Linked DNA regions of Mus musculus: region 2 is linked to region 1. Evidence: chromatin contacts called from ENCODE POLR2A ChIA-PET data. All regions are on one chromosome and are shown on one strand. The core of a region is the stretch at or near the end of the contact, and the rest is flanking DNA. Distances in the headings are between cores, read along the strand shown.

Region 1 (3,853 bases), core at 344-2,843:
CTATGCAGGTGCCCAGGGAGGCCAGAGGAGGGCAGGGCGTCAGGTTCCTGGAGCTGGGGTTACAGGTGGTTGTGAGCCAGCTGTTGTGGGGGCTGGGAGCCTAGTTTAGGTCCTCTGGAAGAGCAGCAAGTACTCTTAACCACTGAGCCTTGTCTTTTTTTCCATTCTGTTCTTGAAGTTTTAAAATTGTGTGTGTGTATGTATGTATGTATGTATGTATGTATGCATGTGTCTATCAGGTCCCTTGGGGCTGGAGTTACAGGCAATTGTGAAGCAGCTAATGTGGGTGCTGGGAACTGAATTCAGGTCTTTTGGAAGAGCACCATCTTCCCAGCCCCCATCTTTCCCAATATTGGGGCTACTGCTCTTTGTGTAAGGATGATTGACTATTGTTTGGTTATCATGCTCCTGGGGGAATCCAAGACCTCTTTCCTGGGGAACAAACGGCCACAGGCTTATTTGTAACTTTTTAGTTCTGAGAGTTGTTTCTTTGTTGTTGTTGTTTGTGGTGGCGGGTAGGTTTTTTTTTTTTTTTTTTTTTGTCTTTTTTTTTTCTTTCTTTTAAGAGGTTCTTATTGTAGTCCAAACTGGTCTGCAACTGGCTATAGTTAAGGCTGGTCTGTAACGCCTGATCATCCTGCCTCTATCTTCCAAGAGGTGGGGTTACAGGGGCAAACCCATCACACCCAGCTCGCAGATTTATTTTTGATGGACCTCCTCCAGTTCTTTAATGTAATCTATTGGCTACTAGGATAACTAAAATATATTCCTCCATGTCATTCTGAGGTTTGTGTAATTTATGTGATTGTATTTTAATCGTCTCTTAATACGAGTCTGTGAACCTCATTAGAGTGGGAACTACCTGAGGGCAAGAACCCAGTCTTACCCACTTGAACACTAGCTTGGGTGCGGCGGCGGCTCAGGGCTCAGGTAGGGAACGATGAGGCTGCTTTTTCACTTCATTCTCAGTGGCTCCAAACGCAGCTGTTTTACCGATTCCAGCACCCTTCCAGCAGCTACAGGGACCCACGTCTTGAAGCTGCAGCAAACCAGGGTTTCTTATTTTATTTCAGCCCGGTTCCACCGCTGATAGGCTTTCCCCTCTGCTCCTCTGCAACTGTGATCTAGGACAGACTTGATGAATGCCCGGGAGTACCCTTGGGAGTCTTCTCTATCATTTCACGTGTGCAATTTGAGCTACTTTAAATTCCTGTGAAGAAAGGTGCCCTTTTCGTGTTAGGGCCTTTTTCCTCCAGTCCGTACGAAGCAGGGCAGGTAGAAGAGCAGGGGAGAACATGAGAGCCACTTCTGGAGGGAAGGAGCAGAGCTCAAAGGACTGAAGAATAGCAGAGGACGACGCACAAGGCGACGCCGGAGAACAGATCTGCTAGCCAAGCTCGGGTTTCCCCATGGCTCCGCCTCCTCCACGAAGCCCGACCCTTTTCAGGGCGGGACCTTCCACTCCAGCCAATTCTGGGAGCCGAACCCTGGCGGTTTGTACTCTTTCTTTCCAATGAGAAAAAAGGGAAGCTGCTTGGCTCCAATGACCAATCCGAGGAGGCGGCTCCTGGTTCTCAGGCAGGTTTGTAAGAGTTCGGGCCAATTGGAAGCGCAGCCACGGCTCGGCCCGGGCGCAGCGCGCAGGCGGTGGCGAAGAGACGCCGAGCGGGCCGAGTGTGGCCGAGCAGAGCCGGAGCGGGGCCGCAGGAGCCGGGCCGGGTGTGGACCGGCCGAGATGTCCTATAAACTGAAGAAGGATAAGGTGAGCGTGGCCTTTCCCCTTGCGCCTCCGCCGCCGGGCCTGCGCGCAGCTCTGGGAGGGGCCCGAGGCAGGCCCGGGACAGCCTCAGACTGACCCTCTGGTCCGGCCCCCCGCAGCACTCCCGCGGCCAGCCCCAGGGCCGCGCGACTGCCAGCACCCCCAGTCCGTGCAGCAGCTGGGACAGCTCTCCGTCTTTGCCCGGACAGATTTCCCCCCACCTATCCCTCTTCCCTTCCTCTTTGCTCCTATCCCCGGCCCCCTCCAGATCTGCTCCACTCCCGGCTCACTCCCTTGCTTTTTCTCCCCGCCTTTATCTGTCCCCGATCCCCCACGGTTTGGGACAGTGCTCATTTAAGACCGCATTTCCCTCCAGTACTTCCCCCACCCCCGCCCTGAGCAGCCCCTTCCCTCTTCTCCTCACCAGCTTAAAAGACGGCCTCTCCACAGTTCTGTACAGTCCCTCCTTCCCCCCCCCCGCCCCCCCACGACAAGCCCCTGACCTAGAACCGCTCTGCTTTCTCTCTCCTCCGCCCAAATCTGGCCTAGGCCCCTCCCTCGAGTCTTCCTTTACACACAAACTTGTAAGCCAGGACCGAGCCCTTCTTCTGTTGATGGAACCCCAGAACGTCTGTGCTGGAAGGGAGCTTTGGAGCACATGCAGACTAGCATGCTAGTGGTACAGATGAGGAGACTGAGGCCGGGTCAGGGGAAGGGACTTGTCCAAGGTCACACATCCTGCTGGAGGCCCAGCTGCAATATCAGGTCTCCCAACTTGGAGGGCTCTTCTGTGCAAGTGCCTAACTGGCATCAGCTGGCTTCCATGTTCACCCTAGACGGGACTCGGTTTCTAATCTGTTAGAGGCTCCTCCCTGTATTCCTTAGGATAACCTTTGCATTTCCTTTTTTTGCACCAGGACAGGATTTCTCCCTTTCTTCTGGCCTGTTCTGTTTAGTTTTCTTCTCATTCTGCCGTCCAGTACACTCGGTTTCTTTATTATTTGCAGTGGCAGAGATCAGACCCAGGGTCTTGCACATGCTAAGCATGTGCAGTACCATTGGGCTACACTCCCAACCCCACAGGCCATTTCTTGATGTTACCGTCTTTTGCCATCTTTTGCCTCCAAACCACCCTGACCTGTCCCTGCCTTTCCCTTTGTTTGCTGCTCTTGCTTGATCTGTGGTTCTTCTGAGAAGCAGACTCAGCTGGGGAGGCTGGAACTGGTCTTCAGACTCCCCAGCTTTTGGGCTGGCCCCTTGTGTTGGGCTGGCTCTGGCCTGGTCTCGTGGTCCACTCTCCTGATGACCCCAGAGGTGGATTGCATTCATTTTTCCCCTGATGGATGCTGGGCTACCATCTCTAACCATATCAGTCAAACTCTTTATCCCGGGGCTGTTGTGTGTTTGCCAGGAGGCTCTGCTTCTGGGCTGTCACTGTCTCGGTCTGAGAGTTAGATAGAGCACAGGACAGGGGGTGGTGAGCCAGGCAAAGTTGTGTGCCCTACCTGGGTCTTATCCTTGGGGAGTGGGCTTGCCAATGGGCGCCATCCAGCAATAGAAACTGTGCACTCAAGATAGCTAAGCCCGGGACTGGGGCTGTGGAGTTCAGAGGAAGGGGTGATCTCCTTAAGCGCCTGTCGTTTCTAGTCTGTGGACCAGATCCTGTCCCATCTGTCTGGCGGCTGATTGGGAATTAGAGGGGACGTTCTTAGACTTCGTCAGGCTGTGAGTGCTTTGCTTGAGAAAGGGCACAGGAAGGACCGGGATGCGTGGAGGCAGCCAGGGAGGCCTTTATGAGAGCTAATCTCCTGCACTGGATTTTGGGCTGCGTTTGGCCTCCTTCAGGTTCTGAGGGGGAGAGAGATGACAGTGTGACTGAGGTGTACCAGGGTGGAGGCACAGAGACAGGTGGGTGGAGGCCCCTTTATTGCTCATCTGTCACCTGTCCCCTCTCTCCTCGCTATCCTTCCCTGCTTCCCTGGGGAAGTCTTTCCTGGGCCTTCACTTGGGCTCACTTACAGACTTTATGTGTTCAGCCTTGGGTGGGAATGAACTGTGGACACGTTTTATCCTCCTTGAGGTATTAATGAAACT
Region 2 (3,853 bases), core at 692-3,191, 150 kb before region 1:
CGGCCCGGGCGGCTCCCGGAGTCCGGGAGCCAGGAGCGGGCCGCCGGCTCCCGAGGATGGAGCCGAGGCCGCGGAGACCCCCAGACCCAAAAGGCTGGCTCGCCGCGTTGGGGCTTGAAGGGGCTGAGGTGGTGACGGTTTGCTTTCGGTCGCTTGTCTCGGGCCGAAAATAGTGGGATGTGGTCGGGTTCCTTGGTTGATGGCGTCCCTCCCTGCCTCCGCTCATCCCCCCCGTGTTTTCCTCTTTGATCTCGGGATGGACGGCATAGTCTTTCAGGCTCGGCCGAGGGCAAGACTTTGGGGACCCCCTTGCTTGGTTTTCCTGATTCTTGGGGGTTAGAGCCCCAGCTGACAACGCTAAGGACAGGGTCGTTCTGCCTTCCCGGAACGTGCCCGGCCCAACTGTAATTCATTTAAACCGGTTGTAGTTAGTTGGTTGTTTTGTCAAACAGACCTGGATCTGGTCCCCAGAATGCAGGGACGAGACGGTTGCAAGTGACTTCTAGTTTGGGCCTTCAATGGACTTCATAGACTATCTTAATTAAATCTCTGATCGAAGAAACTCAGTTAAGCTTCAGAGTGTACTTTTTCATTTTGTCTGGTTTTTTTTGGGGGGGGGGGATGGGGGGAGTCCAGTCCAGGCAGGGTTTCTCTGTATTGCTCTGGCTGTCCTGGAACTCATTTTGAAGACCAGGCTGGCCTCGAACTCGGAAATCCGCCTGCCTCTGCCTCCCAAGCACTAGGGATTAAAGGTGTGCGCCACCACCGCCCGGCATACTTTTTCATTTTGTAAAAACCAAGTTTCCTTATATAGATAAATACCGGGCAGGTGTGTAGAGGTCTTAAAACGTTACAGGAGAGGAGGAAGGTCTGGGAAGCTCTGGAGGCACTGGGAGATGGAAATAGTTAATTTTCTAGTGGTTAAAAGTCACAGTGTGTGGTGCTCTTTGTGTCTGAATACAGTAGGTAGGCAGTGGATGTTAGGGACTGCCATACATTGAACACTTCCAGAAAGTGTTTAGTGCTTTAAATACTTGTGGCTTACTCATGACAGACTGTTTTTATTAATCTAGTTCAGGCTAGTAGCCATTTTAAGCAGCAAAAATTGCATTCCCCCACAAAGTTCCACACTGAATCTGACCATCAGAATTAACTGGGAGGTGCTTTAAAATACAGATCTGCCATCTCCATTATTTACCAAGATGAGCTGTGGTCAGTTTTAGCGTGGCACTCCACCTCCAGGACTGAAATTCCGGCCTCATCAGGGAGAAGTTGGAATGAGAGTCCATTGTTTGAGAGCCCATGGGGACAGCTAGTACTCTCGCCGATTTAGAACTAGACTGTACTAGACTAGAACTTGATGTGCGGGAGGGGGCAACATCGGATTTTCGGTCCATATTATTTTGGTTTGAGTGACAGCTCATTATTTTTCCCTTTCTTCCTGCCATGTATTAAAGTCATTTAAAGCTTTTTTTTTTTTTGTAGAGAATTTAGATATCATGAGATTTTTAAATCTTAGTACTGAGTCTGCTTCTGAGTGTTACTGGAGGGTTTTTTAAATTACATTTCCTTTCTACCACATGGGTCCTGAGGATTAAACTCGGGTCGTTGGGCTTACAGTGAATCACCTTTCCCCTCGGCCATCTCTGTGGCCCTATTACTGGAGTACTTAGGGCAAAAGCCCTGGCTCTGGCCCTACCAACAGGCCAGACTCCACGCTGGTCTAGGTACACCAATAAAAGAGGAGTAGGGGTGAAAAGCTGACACATTGTGGCCTCATTGAGACTAGGGACAGGTCAAGAGACTTATCAAACCCTTCTTGCAGGCACTGACATTACCCAGAATTCCATCCTCAGCGGGTTTTGATGTTACACAGGAAAAATGGCCAGGAAAGCAGGAGGTGGAGGTGGAAGGAAGGAGTCCGGTTCCCCGTGTAGTCTGGTTCCCGAGAAACTAGTGGCTTGTGCTCCAAGCAGCCACCTCATCCCGGATCCGGGCAGCCCCAGCCCTGCAGGCCCACAGCCCCTGGAGGCCCTTGCCACAGGGATGTTATCAGTCCTGTTTGTTCCTAGAATTCAAGGTGACTCAAGAGGAAAGATTAAGATAGGACACCGAGCTAGAGAGAAATCAGATAGGCCAGTAACTGCCCGCCTTCAAGTCCAGCCAAGCCGAGTAGACAGGATAGCTGTGTAGCTTAAAAGGTTTTCACTTGCATGTGGACACAAAGCCCAAAAGCTTTTAAAACCGTGGTTTCTCTAAAATAGTCTAGTTTATAGGGAAAGAATCATTAAAAGTAGTGGTGAGTGGAATTTAAAACAAGACATCTGAACTCATGGAATTCACAGCCAGTGGGAGAAAACCTGTAAGCTGGAGGTTTCATATGAGTTGGGAGTAGCCCTTGCTGCCTAGTAAGTTTCTCCGAAGGCATGAGCTGTGCTAGCCACCTCAGAAGCAGGGTTTGTCGTTCCAAGCCGCCTGTGTAGAGCAGACTGAAAGGGAGCGAAGGCTGCCGAGCTTCTCTGGAGCTGCTGTGATTAGGCCACTTAGGGAATTCTTAGATTTGTCCTAATTGCAGTGAGAAGCTATGGTCTAAGGGAGTAGGGTGGGGATTTGAACTCAGGGCTGCAAGCATTGCTAACGAGCAATCCACTGCGGAGGATTTTTGTTTTGAAACTTCAGTATCATAGTCGTGCTTAATTGCTTGGGCTCAAGTTTTGTGTTCATGTGATCCTCCTGCCTCAGTTTCCTAGTCCTAGGACTACCAGTGCAGAAGTGCTCATGTTCTTTATAGACGATTTGACCGCTGTGTAAAAGGTAGGGATTAGAAAGGTTTGCACTGTAGTCTGGTCCTGCAAGAGCGGAAGGAATCAAGAATGTCTTCTCAGCCGGGCGTGGTGGCGCACGCCTTTAATCCCAGCACTCGGGAGGCAGAGGCAGGCAGATTTCTGAGTTCGAGGCCAGCCTGGTCTACAAAGTGAGTTCCAGGACAGCCAGGGCTATAAAGAGAAACCCTGTCTTGAAAAACCAAAAAAAAAAAAAAAAAAAAAAAAAAGAATGCCTCTCATTTATGCTTCTCATTTATGGGCCAAGCTTTGAGTGGCTGACGGTGCCACTTAGAATTTGGAGACGACCAGAAGAGGACTAGCTGGCAAGGGATGGTGACAGGATTCATATGCCACTTGTTGGGTACCAAAATTGAGCTGTTAGAAGTCACTGGCTGGTGGGTGTGTCCTGGGAGCAGCCCAAGTCATGTGAGAGCACAGAAGTGGACCAAGCTGTGCAAGGACAGTAGTGTGCCCAGTGGAATGCTGAGGAGTTAGGCCGTGGCGGCATGCCCACCCATCTGACAAGCAGCTTCTCTGCCGTGTGAGTTGAAGGGCTGGGCTCAAAGAGTGGGGAGTAAATACTGCAGCGGGGTTACAGCCTCATTTTGAGTACTTGGTGTGGGGAGAGAATGTGTGTGTGTAGGTCTGTCAAGTCTTTCATCTTTAACATGGTTCTGGAGATCAAACCCAAGGCTTAGGCACTTTACCTCCAGAGCCATTTTCCAACATTTTCACATGAGCTGAGAGTATCTACCCAAGAGGGAGAGATTAATAAAACAGCAAGTCTGATAAAGGGGCAGGATTCTTGAGAAAGGACAAAGAATTTCAGATCTAAGAACAAGGTTTATCAGGGTGGGAGGAGAGTGGAGTGAAGGCAGAAAAGAAGAGCAGGAGTTAGAGGGAGTGAAACCTCGGAGGCGGGGATGGAGGGCAGGCTGTGGTGCTCTCACGCATGGCCAGCATCTTGCAGGAAGAACAGGTGGCGGCTGGTTTCAGAAGGAAGTTGTTGGTCATCTCGGGCTGCAGGG

What was found. ChIA-PET counts read pairs that join two places held with the same protein, here RNA polymerase II (POLR2A).
Region 2: POLR2A ChIA-PET joins it to region 1 with 10 read pairs in embryonic stem cell. The contact joins the enhancer-like site here to the promoter of Ppp2r5d in region 1. POLR2A ChIA-PET finds 5 or more read pairs at or near these places in 4 of 5 experiments (Patski and embryonic stem cell).

What each region holds. Positions count from the first base shown.
Region 1 is chr17:46,702,742-46,706,594 of GRCm38, reverse strand. It overlaps Ppp2r5d (protein phosphatase 2, regulatory subunit B', delta), which reads left to right and starts at 1,593. Exons shown (of 15, transcript NM_009358.3): 1 at 1,593-1,762. The coding sequence starts at 1,736. Gm52314 (a long non-coding RNA gene) reads right to left here and starts at 970. Exons shown (of 2, transcript XR_003952400.1): 1 at 887-970; 2 at 1-53.
Region 2 is chr17:46,852,932-46,856,784 of GRCm38, reverse strand. It overlaps a transcript of Bicral not described here. Among named protein-coding and RNA genes, the nearest start is that of Bicral, 23 kb to the right of the region's middle. Within about 2 kb of position 1,941, at least 2 of the 3 ENCODE cell types and tissues checked have a DNase peak (open chromatin) inside an H3K27ac peak, as active enhancers do.